Regions from separate parts of the Mus musculus genome. Here region 2 is linked to region 1. Evidence: chromatin loops called from intact Hi-C (ENCODE). Cell type or tissue: heart. All regions are shown on one strand.

What was found. A loop is a pair of places that touch in the nucleus more often than their neighbours do. Peaks named below come from ENCODE experiments on the same cell type or tissue, not always from the same donor. Only the 100,000 strongest peaks of a DNase experiment are listed, where the experiment ranks them.
Region 2: a loop joins it to region 1, with 2.1 times the contacts of the local background. A loop is called at or near these places in 7 of 42 quality-filtered maps.

What each region holds. Positions count from the first base shown.
Region 1 is chr16:95,287,272-95,295,271 of GRCm38, forward strand. It overlaps Kcnj15 (potassium inwardly-rectifying channel, subfamily J, member 15), which reads left to right. Exons shown (of 4, transcript NM_001271691.1): 3 at 4,540-4,637. Among named protein-coding and RNA genes, the nearest start is that of Gm31641, 32 kb to the left of the region's middle. In heart, no CTCF peak of the experiment used is centred here; a DNase peak (open chromatin) is centred at 4,320; H3K27ac peaks cover 1,269 bases.
Region 2 is chr16:95,338,487-95,346,486 of GRCm38, forward strand. No RefSeq gene overlaps it. Among named protein-coding and RNA genes, the nearest start is that of Gm31641, 83 kb to the left of the region's middle. In heart, CTCF peaks have their summits at 3,222 (motif pointing left) and 7,592 (motif pointing left); DNase peaks (open chromatin) are centred at 2,945, 6,675 and 7,595; H3K4me3 peaks cover 611 bases; H3K27ac peaks cover 2,075 bases.

The DNA of each region.
Region 1 (8,000 bases):
TGCCATGGTCCAGCTCTGAACATCTTCCTCCTCCTCCTCCTCTCCCTCCTCTTCCTCCTCCTCCTCCTCCTCCTCCTCCTCCTCTCCCTCCTCCTCCTCCTCCTCCTCCTTCTCCTCCTCCCCTGCCCCAGAATAAGGAGGAACTGAGGAGCATCCCAGGGGCAAGACCTCTTCGTGAGTTCAGTGCCTCTGCTTAGGCATGGTGAGCCTTTGCCACACACAGGTCATGGCTTGGAAAAGTCACATGACCTCCCTACACAGGAAGCAGAAACACATCCCGCTCAAAGGGGCCAGCCTAGGTAAGGACCCTTTACAAGATCCAGCAGAAAAGTGGGACTAACGGGAATCTACATCCAAACACACACGGTCGCCAAAGTCTGACACAGCTCCACCTGCACAGAACACGGACAACTGGCTTGTGAATATGCTGGTGTGTGTGGGCAAAGCCACTGGAGTCCTACCCTGTATTGGTGAACTTAAGAACTGGGTTCAGAACTCAGCCAGGCTTTGAACTGAATGGGAGGTGGTTTTTGAAGAGGAGAGAATTTGGTCCAAGACTATAGTGAAGGTCCCCTGATGTGTCCATGTGGCCCGTCACAGGGTCCAAAGGACAGCAAGCCTGGCTGGGTTTATTTTCAATTACTTTTAAACCCTCTGAGCTCAGTGAACCCTGAACAAGTTCTTGTTAAGCACTTTTTTCCTACTTAATATTTAATCCTGTGTCTACTTAACATGAAATTTAATCTACATAATCTTTGGGCTTGTAGGTCATCAAAAATACCAGTGTGTCAGAAACAGCTGGTACCCAAGCTTTTCATATCAGCAAGAGGTTAAACTCTTGTCAGAGTTTAAGTCGGAGCCTTTGCATTTTGTTGGTCCAGAAAAGCAAGATTTAAAGTGATTCGGGTCTCATTCTCCACCTGTTCCCAGCCCTTTGAGAGGACATGGAACAGGGACACCAGACACCTGAGAAAAGCAGGACACTGCATTCCCAGAAGGAGAAACATGCATATTTTTTTCTGCCATCTTGTTTACCACAGAACACATGGTGTTTTCCCAGGATAAAAACAGAGAAAACTTACAAAATTCAATAAAAAACTAATTTCAAACTTTTAGAAAGTCCTAAAGCTGTGTTAACCAGGAGGGGAAAAATGATTCCTAAACGAATCTATTTTTCTTAAGAAAGTATCTGTGGCAGGAGGAAGATTCTATTTTTGAGAACTAGAAAAAAAGGTACTGTGTAAATAGGTGTGGGTTAGCAAAATTAATGGGTGAAATTTGTTGTGAGAGTTAAAAATATCTCTGTACTTATTTTTTTCTAGAATTATTTATGTTATAGTAAAGTACTTATTTAACACAACATATAAATAAAACATTTATACAATTAGTGTAGATTAATTTTAGAGTTATTGGTACTGCACAAATAACTAATATGATATATTAATATAAATTTTATAACATTTATATATTTGGTATATATTTGACTATATATATATGTGTGTGTGTATATATATACATATACATATATATGCTCTATGACCTATTTGACATATTAATATCTGTAAAATAAATATAAATAATATGGCACATTTTTTCTAGAATATCTATATATTTCTGATACTAAAAGCCTCGTCCCTGGCTCTGGGCACTGGGAGTAGCATTTTACCTACAAGGATGAAGGAGTTGGATATCCCTGAAGAAATATGCAGGTACATTCAACACCTGGGCAACAGTATTACTCAGGATGCTGACAGAAAGCAGGGTGAGCAAGACATATCCTAAAGAAATGGAGCTGTACATCCCACCATGCTGGAAACCGCGCATGCCCCAGAGCAGCAGTGTCACGTGGGATCCTGTACATCCCACCATGCTGGAAACCGAGCATGCGCCCAGAGCAGCAGTGTCACATAGGACCCCATTAGCCATGCACATTGTTTGACTTTGAATCTTCTGGTTGGTTCTGAGGCCTGAACCCAGAGCCCTGCCAGGCCAGTAAAAGATGTGGCTCAAGGAGCCCAGCTCTGCCCCAACACAGCGTTGGGAGCCTGAATAAGTCACTTCCCCACACCCCCTCTTTGAACATATGTGGCAGTGCTCCCCTTGAAGGACTGCAGTGATGCATAGTAAAGGCCCCACGTGGCAAGCTCATGGCTGAGGGGTGGCTGCCATGTTGTATTAGCTATGTGGATTCTACCCGCCACTACTGTTATCCAGGGCTTTCTGACTTAATTGTGTATTACTATATTATTTTAATCTATCTGCATCTTCTGCACTTTGTATGCTTCCTGCCCGTGACATGCTTCCTCTAATTGGCCACAGCTTCCTGGTTGTTTACTTTCAGCCAAGGATAAGCCCAGTGTTCTCTGCCTCTTTCCCAGATCCTCCATTCTTACAAGGGACCCATCTCTCTGTTAAACTTTTTTTTTTCTTCCACTTCCTGCCACCCTGATTATTCCCAGCATTGCAAACACAGCTCTCCTCTGCTCTTCTTGCATCCAAGTGCCTTCCACAGTGTGCCTGCTGCTTAGTTTCATTCACAAACTAGACTTTATTCTCTCCTTTATCTCCAGAAAACAAACGGTGTACCACAGAGCAAATGCTAAACAAATTCATGCCCTGTGTCTTTCTTGGCTGGCGGTAGGAGAGGACAATCCTGACTCGAGGACTTCAGTGAATGTATCATAGTTCTGAGAATTATCATCCCAACCAGGAAGCCTCAGCAGCATGAGAAACCTGGGAAACTAAATGCTATTCCCAGAGACTAACCCTGCTTGTTTGTCATGGGTGGCACTCTGGAGGATTAAAAGAGGGAACACCTCACAAAAGCCCATTTATCAGATCACTCATAATTAGCTTGTGGAAAATTATGGATGTCTCTTAACACTTTAGAAGATAAGCCATGCTGATTGTAGAACCACTGAGGGGGGGGGGATAGAAACCAAAGGCAATAACATAAAATAGGTGTGCAAGAAGTAGATTCCTTTATTTAAATGTCATGTATTTATGTAATGTGCATGTGTGAATGTATGTGCACCACGTGTATGTAGCGCCCATGGAGGCCAGAAGAGGGGCTCCAACCCCCTGAAACTGGAGTTACAGATGGCTGTGATCTGTTTGTAGCTGCTGGGAATCAAACTTAAGTTTTTTGCAAGAGCAGCAAGTTCTCTTAACCACTGAGCCATCTCTCCCTCCATCCCCGAGAAGTTCACTTCTTGAAAGAAGGCTGCTGAGGAACTAGAGGAAAGTCTGTGAAGTGTAGAAGCCAGTGAATCAAACAGCCAAACTGGTGTGTACAAGGCAGATTACCAGTCTCAGCAGAGCAATGAGCAAAGGCCTGTGCTCCAGCCATGCAGTGGACCCACTAAGATCTGGTATCTGTTAGGCTGAAGGGGCTGAGAGGAGGAATATAGTAACTATAAACCAGTAACTACTGTAAATAAAGGACTGATCGGCAATCTGAAACCTGTGAACCTGAGACAGACACGAAGGTGCAAAGGTTGACCGAGAAAAATAGAAAACAGACAAGGAAGGTGGCTGGATGGAGAACATGGGTAGCCAGGTAATAGACGATATGCAGATAGATAGTAGATTAATTGCTTATTTGATAGATGCTGTAGAGATGACTCGTAGATTATAGATAGTAGATAAAAATTAGGAAAACGGCAGGCGATTGTTAACTGGTTGATAAATGATTGGTAAATTATACACACACACACAGAGGGTGGAGGGAGGGAGGGAGGGAGAGGGAGAGGGAGAGGGGGAGGGAGAAGGAGAGGGAGAGGGGGAGGGGGAGAGAGAGAGAGAGAGAGAGAGAGAGAGAGAGAGAGAGAGAGAGAGAGAGAGAGAGAGAATATGAATGAATTTCAAAAAAGAATTTTAAAAAGCTCCTTAAGTTTAGACCAGATCACACAGAGCACAGGATAATGGGGGTGGGGGGCGGTTTGGGAAAAACACTGGTGTGGCTCCCACAGCCTTGGGGGTGCATGGGGAAGAGTACTGGTCTGCCTTCTATAATTTTGCACCTCCTTCCTCCCCTGGCTCCCCAGCTGAGCCTTCCCCCACCTCCCAGGCTCCAGTCTCCTCTTCTAGAGTCTCTGTCATTTTTTGAGATGGTGCTAACAGCCCTTTTTACCTAACTCTGTATCTCAAGAGTAGCAATGAATTTCCACAGGCGGCGGGACTATTCCGGACTCTTCCCCTCAACTGTGCGCTGTTTACTTCCTCTGCGCTTCCCCTTCCTGCCTCCTGCTTGGATCACTACAGCCTTGGTGGGGGTGGGTTGACCCTTCTCTCCAGTGCCTTTTGCCAATGAGCTCCCTCCAGGGGCTGGATTCCTAGCGAAGGCTGTGGTGGTAGCAACGGGGCTTCATTCTTAAAAATTCTTGGCCATGTAGCCTGTCCTGGGCATCCTGCCAGATGGCCAGGGATTTGAAGGTAAATGCCACACCCAGTGCTCTAAAGGAATCCTCAGGGACCAGGCTGGCTGGGTGCTCTCCGTTCTACCTGTGAACAGCACGTGTCTGTTCCTCTTTCTTTCAGGCCATAGCAGAGCCCCATGGTAGCCAGGTGGGAGAAGGGGAGCGAGGACGCGCCACTTACCCTGCAGAAGATTCCTGACCTACAGAGTGAGTGACCAGGTAGTAAAGGGCTTGGAGGGCAGAGGGCTATAGACTGGGGGCAGGGGTTGGAGGATAGAGGAGATGGCTGCCCTGCAACCTTCCCTTAGCTCTTGTTTCCCCCTCAGAGAGATCCTGAGCCATGCACTTGCAGGAGGCCACAAGTCCCAAGCCCTGATTGCTTGGATCCCAAAGCCAGGTGCTCAGGCTTGCAGCCAGAGCTTACCAGAAACAGGAAGGCACACGGTTCACCCCAAGCCAGTTCAACCCCCCCCCCCCCCCAGCAAGAATGAGGGAGAGACAGAGGGAGAAACAGAAGCCCCAGGAACAAGGCCACAGTCCCCAGAATCTGGAAAGCGCTGTACAGAAGGAAGCACCTCTTCGGTGTGCAGGACACTCACGTTTCACTTGTCCTGGAAAAACTTAAGCCCTTGTTTTGGATTCAGTGGGCTGAGTGGCATGCCTGTTCCCCAGAGCTCTCCTTCCTCTGTCTTTCTCCTTAAGCACAGCCGGTCGCTTGCACACTTGCAGGTAAGCTGTGCTTGCCTGTGGCAGAGCTCCTGCCACAGCCTGCCTCTGCATTCAGCATGGTAGGCCCTTTCCAAGCCTCAGCAGGGTTACTTTCTCCCTCATTATAAACTAAAGAGTATGGTCTGGGGCACAAGAAGGAACTTCCAAGCTTCCTGCAATGTCCCTGGCTCTAAGGAATAGATCCTAGGAAGTGTAAAGTAGGCTTCAAGAAGTTGAAGCTCTAAGTAACTTACACTCTTCCTTTCAATGAAAACAAAACATGTCTTTTCAAGAAAAAAAAATTTCAAAAAGACCATTTCAAGGGGTGTTCACAATGAAACAGGAAGATTTAATGGCCTGTGGCACCATTTTACATCCTGAGCAGGTGCTGGCCTTCAATGGGGACTCTTGTTTCCATGAAGAGATTTGCCTGCATTCATTCTAAAATGAATTTTATTGCCAAAATGCCCCTCTACCAGAACGATTAGTGCCTGAATCATAAGATAATGCATACCCATTTATTGCTTTTCAAAGGGGAGATTCCCCCCCCCCCGATTCTTAGAATGCCAATGAGGTAGGGGAAAACCATGCCAGTCAGGTAGAGTTCCCCTGTAATCGCCAACGTTATCTTTTCCGAGGAATGTCGGAGTCATCAGTTTCCGTCAGCAGGCAGGTGCTATAAGATGCTCTGGGGCCTTGAGGCCAGCTCTTCCCTGGCTGCTGGCTGCCGAGGCAGGGCAAAGTGCTCCCTGGGGCTGAGCGGGGAGCCTAGAGCTACTTCTCGGTAGGTTTGTTTCTTTTCTGCGACTGCGTTAGATTTCTCCACTACATATCCTTTTGCTTGTTCTTAAAATAGACTCTCCAGCTGGCTCTATTTTGATCTAAAGAATGGAGCAGAATTGTGTGTGTACCTAAATATCACACCTAAAGTGACATTGGTAGCGCTTGTCTAAGAATAACCTGCACAGCACTGGGGATGTTCAGGAAGTTTAATTACTTGCTACTGGAAGGGCTTTAGTTGCTTGATAATTGGGCTTTTCCTAAATGTCATCAGAAACAGGAGAAACCATAATGCTAAGTTATTCACTTGGACGAGGGTGGCATAAATGAACTTGCTCCAACATATGCAAGTTAAAAGGGAGGTCTAAATATGTATCGATACTGCTTTGTCTCTGAAAACTTGGGATAATATTGCTACACCCAAACTATTTTATGAGTAGTCAATCTGACATTTATAATTTCATATGTAAGATAAGTTCTGGATCTGGCCAAGCAAGCTTTAAATAAATATTATCATGATAAATCATTGAAGCTGACTGTACATAAATGCTGGTAACACTTTTGTAAGATATTTGCATAACTTCTGGTATCATCAAGAGAAAAAAATAACTTATTATGTTTTTAGAATAAGGCTTTGTGAAGGCGCTAATTTAATCATGACTGTCATAGTTCTGCTTTACCTAATCATAAGTACAGAATTACCCAGAAAGGGGCAATCTCAATTGAGGAACTGCCTCCACCAGACTGACCTGTAGGCAGGTCTATGGGGCATTTTATTGACTGGTGATTTATGTTGGAGGTACCAGCCCACTGTGGGCAGCACCATCCTCTAGCAGGTAGGTCTGAGCTGTATAAGAAAGGTAGCTGAGCAAGACCGAGGAAGCAAGCCAATAAACAGAGTTCCTCCACAGTCTCTGCTTTAGTTCCTGCCTTGGCTTCCTACCCTGACTTCCCTCACAAAGACTTGTGGCCTGTAAGATGAAATAAACTCTTTCCTCCCGAAGTTGCTTTTCATCAGTGTTTTACCGAAGCAACAAACAGCAAACAATGACAGAGGTTGGTACTGAGGATGGGGTAAAAACCCCACACTGGCATAAAGGACTTACTCCCAGTTAAAAATTAAAGAGATGAGGTCTAGAGAGGCTGAAAGTTTGTGCTGCCTCACATAGACAGTTGCAGAGTCAAGAGTTTCATCTCCGCTAGTTCTTTCAAAGCTTAGGTCCCTTACTCAGCTGCTTCCACAGCTCTGGTTCAAGTCAGCTAGCCTGGTTCTCACAGTTCTATTTCCTTCCTTCCTTACATCCACACTCAGTGTTCCCTCGACTTCTTGAGTTCTCTATCTGTAGGTTGGAGCTGCCCAGGCATGAAGATACTGGGTGCAGTTGCACCTGCCCTAGACATATGCAGACATTGTTCTAATAATTATTCCCCAAGCAGACAGCACAGTACTACTTCACCATGTATTATGCATACCATGTTAAGTTCAATAAATGATCTGGAGATGGTTTAAAGTACTGAGGATGATATGCACAGATTGCATGCAGACAGTTTGTCATTTCCATGAAGGAATCATGGCTCACAGCTGGGTTTTATATCTATAGGGCGCTCTCGAAACAGGGAGTCCCTGGAAACTGTCTCAGTTTTACTTCCTGTTGCTAGATAGCATGACAAAAACAACTGAGAGGAATCATGGGGAGAAGGTTCAGGAGCTAAGATGCTCTACTCTTGCAGAGGACCCAGTTCCCAGCGCCCAAGTCAGTCAGTCACCATCACATGTAGCTTTTATAGCTCTGGGGAATCTGATTCCTTCTTCTGACCTTGGCAGACGCAATCTCCCAACACACATATATGCACATAAATCTTCTGTGTGGGAAGCAACTAAGTGGAAAAAGGGCTTATTTTAACTAAAAATCAGATTCCAGTTCGTCATGGGGAGGAAGTCACAGAGACAGGAACCTGATACAGCTGGTCACATCATACCTACACTGGAGAAACGGTGCACAGAATACATGGCTGCTTAGCCCACTTTCTCTACTCTTGGTAGAGGCAATCAGCTGCAGAATCAGGGTCTCCCGACTAAGGAATGGTTCCACT
Region 2 (8,000 bases), 51 kb after region 1:
GTTACTGGAAGAGTTAACATCATAGACAGACAGACAGAGGGATAAGAACACGAACAGACAGAGGGAAAAAAAGCACGTTGGGGGGTCTGAGAAAAGTTCAGGCCCCAGCACCAGAGATGTCAGGATGGTCTCTGAGACACTCAAAGCCCACATGGGTCAAGAGAGTGCTTCCTATACCTTGTGAGGGTGGCAGAGGCTCCTAGGAAGAGCCAAGAGCCCACCCTGATTCCTAGGGTGGAGGCAGGAAGGATATGAGAACAGCATGAGGCACCTCTTTGATGCAGACTCTGTTCTCAAGTGAGGCCTTGGCACCAGGAAGCACAGAGTCCCTGTAGAGTGACTGTCAACATCTGTGAGAAGAGGCCCGAGTAAGGGCTGAGCAGAGACCAGTCCTGACACTAAGTTCTTTCTGGAATGATGGGGGGGTGTGCGGTGGGTTGGAGGGGGCCTGAGGAACATGCTCAAATTGTGATATATACTGGCAAATAATCAATGAATAAATAGATGATCTAAAAGAAGGTACCGTCCGAGTAACACTGCTCAGTGACAGGGAGGCAAGTGGCCACGAGGAGGACCCAGGTCTCATCTCGGGGCTCAGTACTGACCCATACCTGGAGCTGTGGGCCAGCTAATGTAAAGGAGGGGCAGGGTAAACTCAGAGCTCCACCCAGCAGCACCTATGGCCAAGTGAGCCAGACTGAAGGAAAAGCCTCAAGCCTGACTTAGAGGGAGCTACTCATGGAGGCGGCAGGGGCATTCATACCCAGTAAACCAGATGCACCCAGGGCTGCCCCTGAGATTGCCCAGCACAGTAGAAACAACCCTAGGGTCACATGTGCAGTGTCAACTGGTTCTCTTGGTTAAGAGGACCTAGGGCCTGGGTGAAGTCCTCTCTGAGACAGCACAAGCCAGTCACCCTCCTTCCTCCATTGCTGGGGTTTAAGTGTATCCTCTCATGGACCAAATGTCAGGGATGTAATCTCAAGAGGGTTCTGCTCTTGAGAGGGGGTTGGTGCAGTTTTCCTGTAAGGAGCAGGGTATTTTAGAAGACCAAGCCTGGCCTTCCTTGGTGTGTCTCTGGTTTCCTCACCTCGCCACGTTCTTTTACAGATGCCTCTGCAAAGAACCTGTTCTCCATGTTGGAATACAGTTGAGAGAACACTCACCTGAGCTGGGACCAGGCTATTTAGACTTGCAACTTCCCAGTGAATTTCTTTTCTTTGTAAGGTTATCAGCTTAAGGTATTTTATGACAGTAATGGGTAGTTAACTGACATACCCAATATCCAGTGAGAAGATTCCTAAGAGAGTGACAGCTGTTCGCCCTGTCCTCCTACATTTCTGGCCCTCCCATCCCCACTCTGATTTGACGAGAGCCTGTTGATCTCAAAGCATTCCCAACAGCCATGCTCAAAGCTGCTGGTTTCAGAGAAGTTGGTTGAAAGTAGCTGTCATGGAGCCTCTGGTTACCCTCTAGAGCCAGGCTTCATTAACAACAGTCAGAAGCCCCTTAGCCCCTCCACACTACACTGCATCCTCTGATAGCGCCACATGCCTTGTCGCCTGGACTGCTGGCTCAGAAGCATTCAGGAGCTTTTGCCAGACAAGAAAGACCTCAGGCTCACCCTGGGCCCACACCCGAGTCTGTCTTTTATAAGATCTTAAAGCTACTTCCTTCAGGGCACATTAAACTCTAAGAATCTTTGGTCTCCTCGGTGTCAGCTGTGGTAACTGTACCTTCCCTACCAGTCAGTACCTTGGAGAAAAAAAGACAGACAGACAGAGGGAAGAGAGAAACAAAGGAAGGAAGAAAGGAGGGGAGAAGAAGAAAGGAGAGAAATGGGAGAAAGAAGAGAAAGGAGAACACAGGAGTTTAGGAAGAAGGAAGAGGTAAAGAAATAAAAGGATGCAGAGAAGACAGAAGGAGGCAGTGAGGGAAAGAGATTAAGATGGAAGGAATGGACAAAGGGATAGAGAGAAGAGAGAGTGGGAGACTGGGGAAGTAGGATGTGACAGGGAGAGAAAAGAGGAGAGAGATACAGAAAGGCAGAGACAGCGAGACACACAGAGATGAGAGAGATGCAGAGACAGACAGAGAGCCAGAGACAGAGAGAGAAAGAGAGAAAGGAGAGAGAAGAGATGAGAGAGACAGAGAGACACAGAGAGCGACAGAGACAGCAAGATACAGCGAGAAAGGGAAAAGAGAGAGAAAGACACACAGAGAGACAGAGACAGACAGAGAGACACACAGAGAAAGCGAGAGACAGAAAGAGAGAGAAGAGAGGAGAGATACAAAGAGAAACAGAGAGAAAGAGAGAAAGAGAGAGAGGAGAGAGAGAGAGAGGGAGGAGAGAGAGACACAGAGACAGAGAGACAGATTTCACGTTCAGCCTGATCTTTAACATCTAAAGCTTTAGCCAGTGGATGACACTGCAGGGTGGGACTAAGGACCTTGGAATGAGAGGCCTCCTTTTTCACTGCCTTCCTCTTCCTAAAACTCAAGCTTATTCACAGTTCCTGTAAAGGATATTAAGCCTCGGAGATTACAGGCACTTCGTCACTGGGGGATCGGGAAGGGGAAGGGATCGCACTAAACCTAGAGTTAGCCTGAGTGCAACTAATTGAAACCCTCAATTAATAGGATCAGCTTCCGCCTTCAGGACAAAAGCAAACACTACGAAGACAAATTAGCACTGGGATTTTTCCGTCATCCCCCTCTGGTGACATTCTGAACGCACTGACTACTGGGTACACAAGGAGCTTTGTGGGTTGTTGACAGCAGGCTGGGAAGACCAGGCTTGCCAGCCTCGCTCTGGATGGGCCTGCCACCTTAGCAGGCTGCGTCCTGTCTGAGCTTCATTTCTGGCCTGTGCAGTAGGGACTAAAATAACAACCATCTATTCAGAGAGCCTTGGCTGAGAGAAGTTGGGCTTGCTCCCAGGTCTGGGTTCCCTTCAACCTCCCTGTCTCCAGATCCTCCTGTCAAAGCACAGCTTGGGTGCACTGTACGCGCGCGCGCGCGCACACACACACACACACACACACACACACACACACACACGGTCTGAGTCCGCCAGCAGAGGGCGTGTTTTCCCCACAGCCTGGGGTTGAGGCGAAGGCTTTTTCTGTTTAAAACCAAAGCTACCCACAAAGGATGGGATAAGGGTAAAGAGTGCTACCGGAGGTGCTGAGCTGGTTTAGGAAACACTGGCACCACCTTCTGGAACATCGCGGTATTGACGTCCCCGTGGAAGAAAGCTGGTTTCCGGCAGGCATAGTGTGTCTTGCGCCAATCTTGGAACCTCAAGGCTCTAACAGTTTTCTTTTCTTTTCCTCTGTCATTTTCCAATCTCCTCTCACTCTTAGTTTTTCCAGCCAGGCTGACCTGGAATTTGCTGTGTAGCAGAGGGTGACCTTGAACTCCTGATACCCCTGCTTCCATTGCCCAAATGCTGGGATCAACAGGCACGAGCTACCTTACCTGCAGTTTTTCCTCTTATATTCCTGTACCTCCTGGGATATAGCCAGAGTCTTACGCATACTGAGCTAGTGCTTTAATTCTGTATGTATTCTATCTCAGCCTCTGGTAATCACTCTTTACCGGGGTTTTGCGTGTCTTCCTTCTGTTTCCCAATGCAAGCCTTTCCCTGACTGTCTGATTAAGCGCAGCCTCTATAGTGAGGACTCTGTGAGTGTTTTATGCTCCCCCTTCCAGTAGAGGGCCCTTTCATCTCACAGACTGTTCAAAGCTCTGTGGCAAGGCAGTTAGGTGCTGGCCCCGGAACTGAGAACTCCACCTCCAGTCAATGTTCTGTTTCGACGTGGTGACTTAGGCAGGTGAGAGTCCCTGTCGCCTCAGTTTCCTTGTCCATAACAAGGCTGACTGCAGAAGCCACCCGGAATAGTCAGACACCCAGAAACCAGGACCCTATTTTCAGACTCAGCTGGGGGCACCTGGGAGCAAGGGTGGAGCCTACAGCAGAACTAGAGATAGGACCAGCCTCTTCTCTGCCTGGCCAGACTCAGTTTCCTTGGCCACCTCGTTTAACAATTGGCTACTAAGTGAGCAGAGGCCATTATGTACTGTGTTAAAATAAGACCATTCCGGGCAGTCTGACTAAAATCATTCCCCATGCCTGTTTGCTCCATTAGATCACATGCATACATTTCCCCAGTTAAATTAATCGGAATGATGGACTCCATCTTTAAAGGCAATGGAATAATAAATTGCCGTTATCCAAACAGGGAAATAGGCTCTGTGGGAGAGCGTCACACCGCAGCTTCACGGTGCTCTACTACGCGAAGGTCTCCTTTCTACCCGCACTCTCTCACTCAGAGAAATCAGCCCTTTAAAATTGCAGGCGTCTGATGGAGCAATAGAGAATGAACCTACACAGACTGAAGGATGCTGGGAGTCCAGACCCACGCTTTGTGAAGAACCACAAGTCTGTGACCACAGAGATGTCTTGCCATCATGCTCTTCCTGAGGGCATCAAAGAATTGGTCTCTGCTATTACTGGAAACCCTGAGGGCAGCACCACTGGGCCACTTGGGCTGGCTCTCTTCCCCTCAGAGACTGCCCCTCTGCCCTGTTATTCAGTGGAGTAGCAAGTCCCATAGGGAAAGCCCAGTGATATAGTGGAGATGTGGGTCCATGTTCCGCCTCGCCGCTGGGGTGTGTGAACGCCGCTCCGGAAGACAAAATGCAGGGGCGCTAGGCTACGTTCCATCTTCATCACCATCTGGGTGTCTGGAACACTTGATACTCGCTCAGGGAAGATGGAAGGCAGCCTAAGATGGGGACCCCAACCCCGGTGAGAAACCGCACAGGCTGGAGCCAAGGCTGTGGTTCTCAAAGCTCCCAGGCACCCAGACGCTGCTGGACTTCATGAGATGGGAATGGGCCCCCTCAGGCCAGTGCTGAGCCTAGGGTTGGAGGGTGTGGGGAATCTGACTTAGCCTAGAGTGAACGTCTAGAGCTCAGGGGCCTTCTGCGCCGTGTGACTCTGTAATGAAGGCCTTTCCCCACATCAGGTCTTATGAGAGAGACAGTCCTTGCTTGTTCAAATTGTTTATTCATAGTGGAAAAATGGATGCATACAACTTACTCAGGGTGGACCAGAGGTTAAATACCTTTTGCAGGAGGGAATGTCTGGGAAAGGGAACCTTATTGGCTAAACCCTGAGGCGGCCCGTCTAGATACCCCATTAGCATGGAGAACTCTAGGCTCTAAGCTACATGACCAGTTGCCACGGTCTTCTTAGTGGGGTGTCGTGGTCACGTGCTCCGGCACAGGAACTGGATTGGGAGCAGATTCAATCGCCTTCTGTTATCAATTGTGAGACTTGCTGGGATTTCTTAATCTGCCCGACCTTCCCAGTTTTTCTGTCTAGTGATATGGTTCTCCTTGCCTCACATGGAGACAGTGACTGGATCTTGGAAGGTGAGGCCTGACAATCTGCAAGAGGCATAGTTCCAATGACTGCCATGTCCCCGTCCCCGTCCCCCCCCCCCCCCCCTCCGCACAGCCTGGTGACCATAAGTGAATCTGCCCAGCCAGGGCTTCTCCTTGCTTCTTCTTCTTTAGGGTCATTTTCTAATTAAAGAAAAACTATATTCACTCTCTTCCCCACAGAGTGTGAGCTAGACAGTATTGCATGAAATTGACTCATACAGGCAGGAGCCCAGAGACATACATGTAGGGACACATGCTGACACGTTCCGGCTCTGCTCGGGTTCAGATGTGAGGAAGGTCTATTACACGCACTGCAATCCAGAGCGGAGAATCCTCCACCTTTTGGCACTGATGGAGCACAAAGTGGAGGAGAGGGCAAGCCAAATCAGGTGACAAAATGTCAGAGAAGAGGGGATGGAGGGAGGGAAGGGGGAGGGGAGAGAAGAGGGGAGGGATGGAGGGAAGGGAGAGGGGAGAGAAGAGGGGAGGGAGGGAGGGGAGGGGGAGGGGAGAGAAGAGGGGAGGGAGGGAGGGGAGGGGGAGGGGAGAGAAGAGGGGAGGGAGGGAGGTAAGGGGGAGGGGAGAGAAGAGGGGAGGGAGGGAGGGGAGGGGGAGGGGAGAGAAGAGGGGAGGGAGGGAGGTAAGGGGGAGGGGAGAGAAGAGGGGAGGGAGGGAGGGAAGGGGGAGGGGGAGAGAAGAGGGGAGGGAGGGAGGGAGGGAAGGGGGAGAGGGAGAGAAGAGAGGAGGGAGGGAGGGAGGGAGGGAAGGGGGAGGGGAGAGAAGAGGGGAAGGAGGGAGGAAAGGGAATGGGGAGACAAGAGGGAAAGAAGAGGTGATGGAGGGAGGGAAGGAGAGGTTATACAGATTAATTTTCAATATTTGTTTCATCATTGGTGTCGTGGTTTTGTTTGTGTGCTCGTTTGTGTTGATGTTTGTGTTGAGAGACAGGGTCTCCGGTAGTCCAGGCTGCCCTTCCAGTTTTCTACGTAGCTAAAGATGATCTTAGCTTCTGATCTTCCTGAGTGCTAGCACCTCAGCGGTGCTCCATCATGCCAGGTGTATGCAGCTATGGGAAAAGAAAACAGTCTTCGACCACACTAGGGAAACACTCTACCAACTGAGCCACGCCCCCAGCCCCTGTATGATCTTTGTTTAGAGCAAGGAAGCTTGGGGGCAGAAACAAAATAAAGGAAGTCCACAAGGGCGTCATCCGCCTCCTCTTGGGATTAAGCAGGAAGGCTTCTCAGGTGCTTCTCCCTTACTCCACAAACCAAGAACGCGAGGCGGAGGGAGGAGAGAAAGGGGGAGAGAAGGGAGAGCTCTGAGGTGAACAAGGCCTAGGATGACCTCAGTGAGCAACGTGGCCTTTGAGCTCGGGAATGTGGGGCCTTTGGTTGGCTGTGACAGAGGAGGGGACTCAAGAGGTCTTCAACAGCAATTGACAGCATTTTGCCTACACTGACCTAAGAGGCCCCAAATCAGGATGCTTCTTTGTCCTGGGGATTGTGGGCACAGGTTGGAGCCACCGAAAATTTACCTTTCCCTGGTGCTGGGGCAGGGGAAGCAAGACAGACAGGACAGGTCGTGGGAGCCCTAGGGTATGCTTGGCCAGGGAGAAAGCAGAGTTCCTGGACAATAATCTGTAGATGTGGATTCTAAAGTCCTGGACTGATGGGCCTGGTATCTGAAACAGGCCCTGCTTAGTAAGCAGCAGGTAGCCTTGAGACCATCCAGGTCTCCTTGCTCCCATGCTCTGATGCTTAGGGGGTTTCTGAAAGCACCCAAGGACAGCTACACCCTGCTGGCACATGTGGAGAGCCTGTGATCCAGGATTTCCCATCTCCTGTGATACAATGCCCAACTTGTGGAGATGATATTATAAAGTGATTTTTAAGAAAATTAATTTTTTTAAAGTCCTAATGATTCTATTTTGAGACAATGAGCTATGCCCCACTGACCTGTAGCTGGGCTTCTTTGTAAACACCCACACAACAAACACATCTGAGAATCTTAGGGTGTTCCATGAAGCTATTACAAGTAGCTTCTAAATTACCCAACGAAGACATGCCAAACTGTAAAGCTACCAAAAGTAAGCTGGTTAGTGGCTCAGCTGCAGTGGCAGGTACATGAAACTCTACCGCCACCTAGTGGTCACACAGGATTTATCCCATTCCAGGACTTGCCACCTGCAGAGAGCAGGGTCTCCCCTCCCCCCATCCCCGTGCGCGCCCCCCCCCCCCGGCCCCCGGGCTGGATCCCTCTAGGTCATACATACACAAAGGCCATCTTTACAAACCTTGGCAATATGTCACAGAGGGTATGCCAGTAAAATGTGCTTAGCAACAGAACAGACCATTAATATCTTTTATACTTGTGTTTCATTTTAAAAAGGAGAGAAAGGGGCACCACAGCAACCCTGGTTCTTCTGTAGAGGGCCTAGGGCAAGGTAATCATAAGGAAGGAAGGAGTGTGAATTCCAGTCCTCTCTCCAAGGCAGCAAGTGAAGTTAGGCTTCAAAGAAATGGCAGGATTTACTGCTCTCTCTC